3 separate regions of the Homo sapiens genome follow, and all the other regions are linked to region 1. A link is a contact called in ENCODE Hi-C or POLR2A ChIA-PET data. All regions are on one chromosome and are shown on one strand. The core of a region is the stretch at or near the end of the contact, and the rest is flanking DNA. Distances in the headings are between cores, read along the strand shown. Region 1 overlaps UBE2R2-AS1 (UBE2R2 antisense RNA 1). Region 2 overlaps UBE2R2 (ubiquitin conjugating enzyme E2 R2). Region 3 holds the start of PTENP1-AS (PTENP1 antisense RNA).

Region 1 (3,656 bases), core at 123-2,622:
AAAAAAAAAATTAGCCGGGCGAGGTGGTGGGTACCTGTAGTCCCAGCTACTCTACTCGGGAGGCTGAGGCAGGAAAATGGCGTGAACCCGGGAGGCGGAGCTTGCAGTGAGCCGAGATCGCGCTACTGCACTCCACCCTGGGCGACAGAGCGAGACTGCGTCTCAAAAAAAAAAAAAAAAAGTAAGACTAGTTAAAGTAAAAACTTCATCATTGTATTATAGGATATATAAAATATATGTAATACAGAATGACACTAAAACTTAAAGGACGGGAGTAGGAAAAACATCTATTAGTTGCAAATTTCTTATATTTTAAGTAAACTTCTACAATACAGTAAGTAGACAAATAGTTTTAAATGTATCATTCTTTATTTTCCAGAATAGCCCTGAAAATATTAAAGAGGTATAGCAAAAAGCCAATAAATAAAAATCAAAACAGAATCCAAAAATATTATTCAAATATTTAAATAGAGTCTATTCTAGGAGCCAGTTTGGTCTAACATTAAAAAAATCAATCAATGTAACTCATCTTATTAACACATTTTAAAAAATCTATTTGATTATACCTACAGATAGAAAAAATTTGGTAAAATCCCAAACTCATTTATGATAAAAACACTCAGAAAATTAGGTTGAAAAAAGGGACTTCTTCAATCTAATAAAGGCACCTGAAAGAAACCAACAGCTTATGTCACACTTAATGAGAGAAATATTAAACGTCTTCCCATTTTTATTTCTTAAATACTAAACATGTTCAAGATCATAAAGAAGTCAATAATGTTCACTCTTAACCACTTCTATTCCATATTGTACTGATGCATAAAGACAAGAAAAATACTAAAAAGCTGAAGATCAAAGGATAAGGAAAACCTTTTTCAGAGATGAAAGGACTACTTACATCCAAATATTTAAAAAACTATACATTAACTACTCAAATTAATAAGTGCATACCTTAATTTATTATTACAACATATAAAAATTATATTTTGTATACTAATGGTAAACAATTGGATAATTCAATTTTAAAACCTAAATTTATATTAAAAACAAAATATTTAAATTTAGCAAAAGGCATGCAAGACTTGTATACAGAAAAATAAAAATAGTTGCTAAAGGAAATGAAAGACAGTTTTAAAATATAGAAGTATAAATCATGTCCATGGATTGTTGCAGCCTCTGCCTCAGGAGTCCCCTGCAGCCTGGAACACCTAACAAAAGAAATGCAGGTGCAGTGCCAGGGATTGGAGGTGATTCCCCACAAGTCCTAGGAGCAAACCTTGTGAGGGGGCCATCTCTCTCCCCCACCCACCTCAGAGCATGCCTGTGAACAAGAAAGTACAAGAGCCACACAAGCTGGGTGTTAGCCTAGCTATCGGCCATTACTCTTAAGCGCCATCTACTGGATCACGGCACAAACTACCACACTAAAATTATCATGCTAATTATATATGCAAGATGTGAAACCAGGTGCAAGAATTCACCCACATATGCGGATTCTGTACAGAGCCCTGGCCCTCTGAAAGCATCCAGAAATGAATCCAACTGACCATACTCAACTTACCCCGCAGTTAAAGGAACACCAACCCTATCAGATGAGAAAGAATCAGCACAAGAACTCTGGCAATTCAAAAAACCACAGCATCCCCTTACATCCAAATGGATCACTAGCTCCCTAGAAATGGTTCTTAACCAGTCTGAAATAGCTGAAATGACAAACACAAAATTCAGAATCTGGATAGAAAGGAAGCTCATTGAGATTCAGAAGAAATTTGAAACTCAATCCAAGGAATCCAAGTAACCCGGTAAAATGATCCAAGAACTGAAAGATGAAATAGCCATTTTGAGAATCAGAATAAACTTCTAGAGCTCAAAAATTTACTACTAGAATTTAATAATGCAATTCTGCTGTAAATTCTGCTGTAAATTATTAATTAACAGCAGAACAGACCAAGCTGAGGAAAGAATCTCAGAGCTTGAAGATCAGTTCTTTGAATCAACTTAGATGAAAATTAAGACAAAAGAATTTAAAAAATGAACAAAACTGGCTGGGCGCGGTGGCTCACGCCTGTAATCCCAGCAGTCTGGGAGGCCGAGGCCGGCAGATCACGAGTTCAGGAGATCGAGACCATCCTGGCTAACATGGTGAAACCCCGTCTCTACTAAAAATATAAAAAAACTAGCCGGGCATGGTGGCAGGTACCTATAATCCCAGCTACTCGGGAGGCTGAGGCAGGAGAATGGCGTGAACCTGGGAGGTGGAGCTTGCGGTGAGCCGAGATAGCGCCACTGCACTCCAGCCTGGGTGACAGAGCGAGACTCTGTCTAAAAAAAAAAAAAAAAAAAAAAAAAAAAACCTCTAACAAATATAGGATTATGTAAAGATATAAAATCTATGACTCATTGGCATTCCTGAAATAGGAGGAGAAAGAGTAAGCAATTTCAAAAATGTATTTGAAAAACACCAAAAAAATTGCCTAATCTTGCCAGAGAGGTTGAAATTCAATTCCAAGAAATACAGAGAACCCTGGCTAGTTACTATATAAGACAACTATCCCCAAGACACATAGTCGTCAGATTCACCAAGGTCAAGGTAAAAGAAAAAAAAATTCTAAAGGCAGCTAGAGTGAAGGGTCAAGTCACATACAGAGGAAACCCCATCAGGCTAGCCACAGACTTCTCAGCAGAAAACTTATACGCCAGAAGAGATTGGGAGACTATTTTCAGCATCCTGAAAAAAATTTAACTAAAAATGTTATATCCTGTCAAATTAAACTTCATAAATGAAGGAGAAATAAAATCCTTTTTAGACAAGCAAATGCTGAGGAAATTTATTTTAAGTAGACCATCCTTACAAAAGGTCCTTAAGGGAGTGCTAAATATGGAATCTAGAGAACCTGCTGCCATAAAACACTTGAGCACATAGCCCACAGGCACTATAAATCAACTATGCTGTCAAGTCTACATAACAACCAGCTAACAACATGGGTATGAAATCAAAATCACACCTATCAATACTAATCTTGAATATAAATGGGCTAAACACCTGCTTAAAAGACATTGAGTGGCAAACTGGATAAAAACACAAGACCCAACCATCACTGCCTTCAAGAGACCCATCTCACATGTAACAACACCCACAGGCTCAAAACAAAGAGAGGGGAAAATATCTATCAAGCAAATGAAAAACAAAAAAGGACAGGAGTTGCTATTCTTCTATCAGATAAAACAGATGTTAAACAATGAAGGGCATTACTATAATGATAAAGAGTACAATCCAACAAGGAGACCTAACAATCCTAAATATATATGCATCCAACATTGGAGCACCCATATCCATAAAACAAGTTCTTCTTGGCCTATGAAAAGATTTAGACAACCAGACGATAATAGTGGGAAATTTCAACACTCCACTGACAGTGTTAGACAGATCATTGAGGCAGAAAACTAACAAAGAAATGCTGGACTTAAACTCAGCACTTAACCAGTTGAAACTAATAGACAAATACAGAACACTCCACCCAAAAGGAATGCTTATACATTGTTGGTGGAAATGTAAATTAGTTCAGGCACTGAGGAAAGCAGTTTGGAGATTTCTCAAATAATTTAAAACAGAGCTACCATTCCACCTAGCAATCCCATTATTGATTATATATCCA
Region 2 (3,768 bases), core at 366-2,865, 93 kb after region 1:
ATTGGTCAGTCTGGTCTTGAAGTCCTGACCTCGTGATCCACCCGCCTTGGCCTTCCAAAGTGCTGAGATTACAGGCATGAGCCACTGTGCCCAGCCTTATTTTTATTTTTTTGAGATCGAATCTCGCTTTGTCACCTAGGCTGGAGTGCAGTGGCACACTCTCGGCTCATTGCCACCTCTGCCTCCTGGGTTCAAGCGATTCTCCTGCCTCAGACTCCTCAGTAGCTGGAATTACAGGCTCATGCCACCATTCCCAGCTAATTTTTGTATTTTTAGTAGAGATGGGGTTTCACCAAGTTGGCCAGGCTGGTCTCGAACTCCTGACCTCAGGTGATCTGCCCACCTCGGCCTCCCAAAATGGTGAGATTACAGGCGTGAGTTACCATGCCCGGCTTTTATTTTTATAATGTACTATGTTTGGGGAGAATAGGAAACCAAGGAAAGTTATGATGAGGGTACATTAAATTAAAAAGAGGATCTTGGGAGGAGCCAAGAAGTATGAGAACGAGTGAGTAGAAAAGTTAGAGCATTAGGAGACAGTGAAATTGGAGAACCCCAGGAAATAAAGTGGTTCAAGAAGACAAAATGATAAATGGGAAAATGCTTTTTGGTAGTCATAGATGACTGGAAAATTATCTACTCCTCAATAAATAGGTCATATGCATTTATGTCTATATTTTCTTAACTGTTAATTTCACAACTGAGTGAAGTGATACAGTTAGCTCAATGGCTGACATATAGTAAGCACTTAATGAGTATTATTTATCACTACTTGGATCTGTCATTGTTCACTTATTTCCTCAATATAGAAAACTGAGAGTTGTCCTTGAATTTTTCTTTCTCCTCAATCCCAATATTAAATCAATTACAGAGTCTCATTGACTATACTTCCTGTGTGTCTCAAAAATACGTTTTGTGTTTATTCCAACTGCCTCTGTCTTTGCTCACATGTGTAAGCCTTTCTGCATTATTTTTCCCTTTGCCTGTAAGGTCCCTTTCACCTTGGCCTCAATACTTGGCTCAAGTAGTACCCCTTTGTAAATTTTACCTGAATGTCTCAGCCAGAATTAGGCATTTATTTCACTGTGCTCTTTAAGCAACTAGTAGAGATTTCATTTGAGGCACTTAATTTGTAATCATTTATTTGCATGCCTGTCTTTTAATTAAAACATAGCCATTCAGGCATAGTGTTCTAAATATGTTTATTTCCTACCTCCCATATTGGTACATGGTAACATGTTTGGTTTTCAGTTAACAATATGTTGAGAAATTGAATAAGTGAAAATATTTACATAAATAGTGTTTGTATAACTAAAAATAGGTGTCTGATGAGTTCGGTGATTTCATTGAGGGTACACTTAGTCCATTGTCAGGGTGAGTTGAAACTTTAAAAATTAATTTAAATAGGATATGCTTGTGAGTGGTTCAGGCATTTTAGGGAGAACATATGTGGTAATGGTACAGAAATGTATTTTGGAGGTACTTGTTCTTTTTATTTATTTATTTTTAATTCTATTTGCGATGGACTAGAGGAAGTACTTGTTCTTATGAGTTTGCGTATTAGTCAAAAAAGATGTAAGGAGTTGCCCGAAAAAGAGCCTCTCAAGATTGTAATTAACTTCTGTAACAATTGCTTCTATTGAGTGACGTCTCAGATTCATTTCCGTATTTATTTTTTTTGAGACGGAGTCTCGCTCTGTCGCCCAGGCTGGAGTACAGTGGCGTGATCTTGGCTCACCGCAACCTCCACCTCCTGGGTTCGAGCAATTCTCCAGCCTCAGCCTCCTGAGTAGCTGGGACTACAGGTGTGTGCCACCATGCATGGCTAATTTTTTGTATTTTTTTAGTAGAGACGTGTTTTCACCATGTTAGCCAGGATGGTCTCCATTTCCTGACCTCGTGATCCGCCTGCCTCAGCCTCCCAAAGTGCTGGCATTACAGGTGTGAGCCACTGCACCCGGCCTATTTCCTGTATTTCTTGAGACAGCTGATATATAGGTCAAATTTAAAACTTTACCTCATGAATAATTTTTTTTTAATTAAAGACTATTTTTTTAGCTGGGCATGGTGGCTCAAGCTGGGATTACAAGCATGAGGCACCATGGGAGACTGAGGCAGGGGGATCTCTTGAGTCCAGGAGTTCGAGACCAGCCTGGGGAACATGGGGAACTATCTCTACCAAAAAAAAAAAAAAGTTATCCAGGCGTGGTGGTGTATACCTGTAGTTCCAGCTATTTGGGAGGCTGAGGCAGGAGATTCACTTGAGCCCAGAAGATTGAGGCTGCAGTGAGCTGTGATCATGCCATGGCACTGGTCTTGGTGACAGAGTGAGACCTTGTTTCAAAAGAAGAAAAAGACCCTCTTTCAGAGCAGTTTTTAGGTTAACAGCAAAATTGAGAGGAAGTTACAGATGATAATTTTTTTAAATGGTAAACTTCAATATTTAAAAATCGAGGCACCAGGCATGGTGGCTCACGCCTGTAATCCCGGCACTTTGGGAGGCCAAGGCGGGCAAATCACCTGAGGTCAGAAGGTCAAGACCAACCTGACCAACATGGAGAAACCCCGTCTCTACTAAAAATACAAGATTAGCAGGGCATGGTGGCACATGCCTGTAATTCCAGATACTCAGGAGGCTGAGGCAGGAGAATCGCTTGAACCTGGGAGGTGGAGGTTGCAGTGAGCCAAGACCGCACCACTGCACTCCAGCCTGGGCAACAAGAGCGAAACTCCATTTCAAAAAAAAAAAAAAAGATTTGGTGTGTGTATGAATTTGGTTAGCAGATAACGCTTTAGTACACTTGCTTAACGGTTTCAGAAATAAATGGTTAAGATTTCATATCAGGCCGGGCTCTGTGGCTCTCACCTGTAATCCCAGCACTTTAGGAGGCTGAGGCAGATGGATCACTTGGGGTCAGGAGTTTGAGAGCAGCCTGGCCAACATGGTGAAACCTCATCTCTACTAAAAATACAAAAATTAGCTGGATGTGGTGGCAGGCACCTGTAATCCCAGCTACTTGGGTGGGTGAGACAGGAGAATTGCTTGAGCCTGGGAGGTGGAGGTTGCAGTCAGCAGAGATCACGCCACTGCACTGCTGCCTGAGCGACAGAGCAAGACTCCGTCTTAAAAAAAAAAAAAAAAAAAAAAAGATCTAATATCATAGATACTACTTTAACTTAATTAAATGGACCTGTAGGTAAATGAAAGTCATTTTTCTCTTTAATTTTGTGCTGCTGTTTTTTTCCCCCACCCCTTAGCACAGCAATGGTAAAATGTCTCCTAGGTCATTTAGGGCTGGACAGCCAACTGTGACTTCTAGATATAATGAACTATTACTAAGTTATTATTTTTACAGTTTAACAGATAGCATGATTAAGCAAAAGTTTATTGATAACTTGAATAAAAGGTTACTGCAGAAAGAACCAGTGCTTATGTATATGCACTGTATAACTGCAAAGTAAAGATGATAATTCCATATGTGACCTAAACATAAGACTCCCTAAGGCTATCAAACTTCTTAAGGAAGTTCAGTTATAACTCATAGATTTCATATGTACACAATTTCGAATGAAAAATATCCTGTAATTTATATTAAAACTTTTTTGGGGAGGGGCCAGGTCTCGCTCTGTCACACAGGCTGGAATGCAGTGGTACCATCATGGCTCACTGCATACTTGACCTCCCAGGCTCAAGCGGATACTGCCACCTGAGCATCCTGAGTGGTCATAGGCTCAAGCCATCATGCCTGGCTAAGTTAAAAAAATTAC
Region 3 (3,800 bases), core at 69-2,568, 100 kb before region 1:
CCATCGTGTGGGTCCTGAATTGGAGGAATACATCTTCACCTTTAGCTGGCAGACCACAAACTGAGGATTGCAAGTTCCGCCACTGAACATTGGAATAGTTTCAAACATCATCTTGTGAAACAACAGTGCCACTGGTCTATAATCCACATGATTCTTTACCAGGTAGCTATAGTAATACACATAGCGCCTCTGACTGGGAATAGTTACTCCCTTTTTGTCTCTGGTCCTTACTTCCCCATAGAAATCTAGGGCCTCTTGTGCCTTTAAAAATTTGCCCCGATGTAATAAATATGCATAAATCATTATACCAGTTCGTCCCTTTCCAGCTTTACAGTGAATTGCTGCAACATGATTGTCATCTTCACTTAGCCATTGGTCAAGATCTTCACAAAAGGGTTTGATAAGTTCTAGCTGTGGTGGGTTATGGTCTTCAAAAGGATATTGCGCAACTCTGTAATTAGATTTGGCGGTGTCATAATGTCTTTCAGCACAAAGATTGTGTATCTTGTAATGGTTTTTATGCTTTGAATCCAAAAACCTTACTACATCATCAATATTGTTCCTGTATACGCCTTCAAGTCTTTCTGCAGGAAATCCCATAGCAATAATGTTTAGATAAATATAGGTCAAGTCTAAGTCGAATCCATCCTCTTGATATCTCCTTTTGTTTCTGCTAACGATCTCTTTGATGATGGCTGTCCTGTCTGGGAGCCTGTGGCTGAAGAAAAAGGAGGAGAGAGATGGCAGAAGCTGCTGGTGGCGGGGCTCTGCAGGATGGAAATGGCTCTGGACTTGGCGGTAGCTGATGCCCCTCGCTCAGCCGCTGCTTGGCTCTGGACCGCAGCCGGGTAATGGCTGCGGCAGCAGCTGCTGGATGGTGGCAGCTACTGGGCCTGCTTCTCCTCAGCAGCCAGAGGCCTGGCAGCGGCGGCAGCGGAATGGGGAGAAGACGAATAATCCTCCGAACGGCTGCCTCCTCCAGCGGCCTCCGGAGCCCGGGCCACGGGGGGTGCGGCGGCGGCGGACGAGAGGTTTAAAACCGGCCCGGGTCCCTCCATGTGCCGCCGCCGCCGCCGCCGCCGCCGCCGTGTTGGAGGCAGTAGAAGGGGAGAGACCAACTCTCCGGCGTTCCCAGCCCTGGAAATGGTGACAGGCGACTCAGACCCCCTCCCTGGAGCTGCAGCCGCCGGGGCCACCGGGGGCGCCGCCGCCGCCGCTTCTCCCCCCGCTCCAGGAGGGGGAGGTGCCGCCGCCGCCGCGCCTCAGCCGGCTCCCGCCCAAGCCCACGGCTTCCACCTTCCCTTTCAGGAGAAGCCGAGGAAGAGGCTGCACAGTTAGAAAAGACGAAGAAGAAGCGAGAAACGCCGCCGCTGCCGGCGCCGCCCCCGCGGATGCTCACGGGTTGCTGAGAGGGGCTTCAGGCCGGGCCGGGCCGGGCCGCCGCCGCCGCCGCCGTCTCTGTCTCTCATCTCCCTCGCCTGAGCCCGGCCTCGCCTCACAGCGGCTCAACATTCAAACTTCCATCACGGCTGCAGCTTCTGAGAGGAGAGCATCTTCTAGGTTCGTAATCTATGTTGATCTTATGTTAATACCACACTCTGTTGATTATTGCAGCTTTATCGTATGTTTTAAAATTGGCTAGTGTAAGTCTTTTAATTGTGTTTTTCTTTTTCAAAATTGCCTTGACTATTCAAGTCCTAGGTATCACCATATAGGTTTAGGATCAGCTAGTCAATCTCTACAAAAGGTACTACTAGAATTTTGACAAGGATTGCCGTGTACTTATTGATAAATTTGGAGATAATTTCTATCTTAACAATACTGAGTCCTCCATGATCATGGAATGTTTTTTCCATTCTTTTTCATCTTTTAAAACTTATCTCAGCATTTTATATTTTTTCTATGTATAGGTCTTATATTTCTGTTGTTTAATATATTGCAAAGTGCTATTTTCTATACTGCAACTATAAAAATATTTTTCTTAATTTCACTTTTGGATTATTACTAGTATTAGAACACATATGATTTTTGTTATACATACTGTATCCTGACATCTTGCTAAATGGATTTGTTAGTTATAGAAGTTTCTTCGTAGATTTCACAGGAGTTTTGTTTTTGTTTTTGTTTTTCTTACATACAGGATCATGTAGTCGGAGATTAAAAAGAGTTCTACTTTTTCCTTTCCAACCTGGAAGCCTTTTATTGCAATTTCTTATCTGACTGTACTGTCTGATATCTCCAGTGCAAGGTTGAATAAAAGTAGTGAAAACAGACATTGTTACTTTGCTACCAAAATTATAGGCAAAGCATTCAGTCTTTTGAAGCTTTCATGTTTAAGGTGAGTGTTTTTTCATGCCGTTAATCAGGATGAGAAAGTTCAGTCTGTTCATAATTTGTTGAGATTTTATTATGATTGGGTACAGGTTATTTTGTCAAATTTATTTTATTGCATACACTGAGATAATATGATATGTTTTTTATTCTATTAATATGGTATATTACGTTAGTTGATTTTGGATGTCAAGCCAATCTTCCACTGGCAGGATAAATCCCACTTGGTCATAGTATATAATCGTTTTATATATTGCTAAATGAGGTTTGCTAATATTTTATGGAGACCATAGACATACTAGTTTGTAGTTTTCTTGTGATTTCTTTTATTAGTATCAAAGTAATTCTGACCTGTTAGGCTGAATTAGGAAATTGTGGACTGAACTGGGATGAATTTAGGAATAATCTTATTCTTTATTTTGTGAAAGTTTTTTTTTTTGTAGGAGTGGTATTATTATTTAAATATCTGATGGGATTTACCAGTAAAGTCAGCTAGTCCTGAGCTTTTCTCTATGACATGGAGTGATAAACTATTGCTCACATGTTAAAGTCAAGCCATGGCCTATATTTGTATGACTCATAAATAAACTAAGAATAAATTTTATACTTTTAAAGTGTTAGAAGACGGAAGAGGAGGAATAGGAGAAAAAGAACTGACAGAGGTTGCATATGGCCCAAAATATTTACTACCTAGCTCCTTACAGAAAAATTTTGCTGACCTCTTCTCTGTATGGTGTTATTTACTAAAATACTTCTTTACTTGTAATATGTCTATCCAGACATGTGGCTTTTTTTCTCAGTTACTCTTATGTCTTTCTAGGAATATGTCTGCTTCATCCAAGTTGTCAAATTCATTGACATAGTGTTGTTCATAACATTTCCATATGTTTCTATAGGGTTACTAATTGTATTCTTCATTTTCACTCCTGACTTTGCAATTTCTATTTTCTTGCTTTTTATCTTGTTCAGTCTGACTAAAGTGTTATCAATTTTATAGCGTTTCAAGTAACCAGGTTGTAGTTCCATTGATTTTCTCTATTGTTTTTCTATTCTCTATTGAATTGATTTTTAATTTGATCTTTATTATTTCTTCCTTATGTTTACTTTTGGTTGACTTTTATTTTTCCAGTGTCTTCAGGTAGAAGTTTAGATTATGATGGAAACTTTTGTGGTTGTTTTCCTAATGTAGTTATTTAAAGCTATACATTTCCCTTTAATTATGGCTGCGTTCCATGTACATCGATATATTTTTGGTTTTTTAGTTAAAAGCATAATTACTCTAGAAATTCCTTCTGAAGCCCACAAGTTATTTAGGAGTGTGATGTGTTTAATTTTCAAATATTTGTGATTTTTCCAGCTTCTTTCTGTTGTTTATTTCTAATTAAATCCCTCTGTGATGAGAGAATATACTTTGAATTATTTTAATCCTCTTATCTGTACGTTATTATATAATATATAATCTATATGGG

What was found. Hi-C counts contacts between places; a loop is a spot of excess contacts on that map. ChIA-PET counts read pairs that join two places held with the same protein, here RNA polymerase II (POLR2A). Pooled maps may share reads with other maps.
Region 2: a loop to region 1 is called in a pooled map, with 2.4 times the contacts of the local background. The contact joins two enhancer-like sites. A Hi-C loop is called at or near these places in 1 of 50 pooled maps. POLR2A ChIA-PET finds 5 or more read pairs at or near these places in 3 of 52 experiments (AG04449, AG04450 and activated CD8-positive, alpha-beta memory T cell).
Region 3: a loop to region 1 is called in a pooled map, with 2.6 times the contacts of the local background. The contact joins the promoter of PTENP1-AS here to the enhancer-like site in region 1. A Hi-C loop is called at or near these places in 1 of 37 single-sample maps with no recorded cell type and 2 of 50 pooled maps.

The regions. Positions count from the first base shown.
Region 1 is chr9:33,777,544-33,781,199 of GRCh38, forward strand. The region is part of intron 3 of UBE2R2-AS1 (UBE2R2 antisense RNA 1); the gene reads right to left. It also overlaps a transcript of PRSS3 not described here. Among named protein-coding and RNA genes, the nearest start is that of PRSS3, 16 kb to the right of the region's middle. RefSeq lists an enhancer at 1,540-1,599. Within about 2 kb of position 1,373, at least 3 of the 41 ENCODE cell types and tissues checked have a DNase peak (open chromatin) inside an H3K27ac peak, as active enhancers do.
Region 2 is chr9:33,870,049-33,873,816 of GRCh38, forward strand. All of the region lies in intron 1 of UBE2R2 (ubiquitin conjugating enzyme E2 R2), which reads left to right. Among named protein-coding and RNA genes, the nearest start is that of UBE2R2-AS1, 53 kb to the left of the region's middle. Within about 2 kb of position 1,616, at least 2 of the 41 ENCODE cell types and tissues checked have a DNase peak (open chromatin) inside an H3K27ac peak, as active enhancers do.
Region 3 is chr9:33,675,950-33,679,749 of GRCh38, forward strand. It overlaps PTENP1-AS (PTENP1 antisense RNA), which reads left to right and starts at 1,319. Exons shown (of 4, transcript NR_103745.2): 1 at 1,319-1,560; 2 at 2,141-2,338. It also overlaps the pseudogene PTENP1.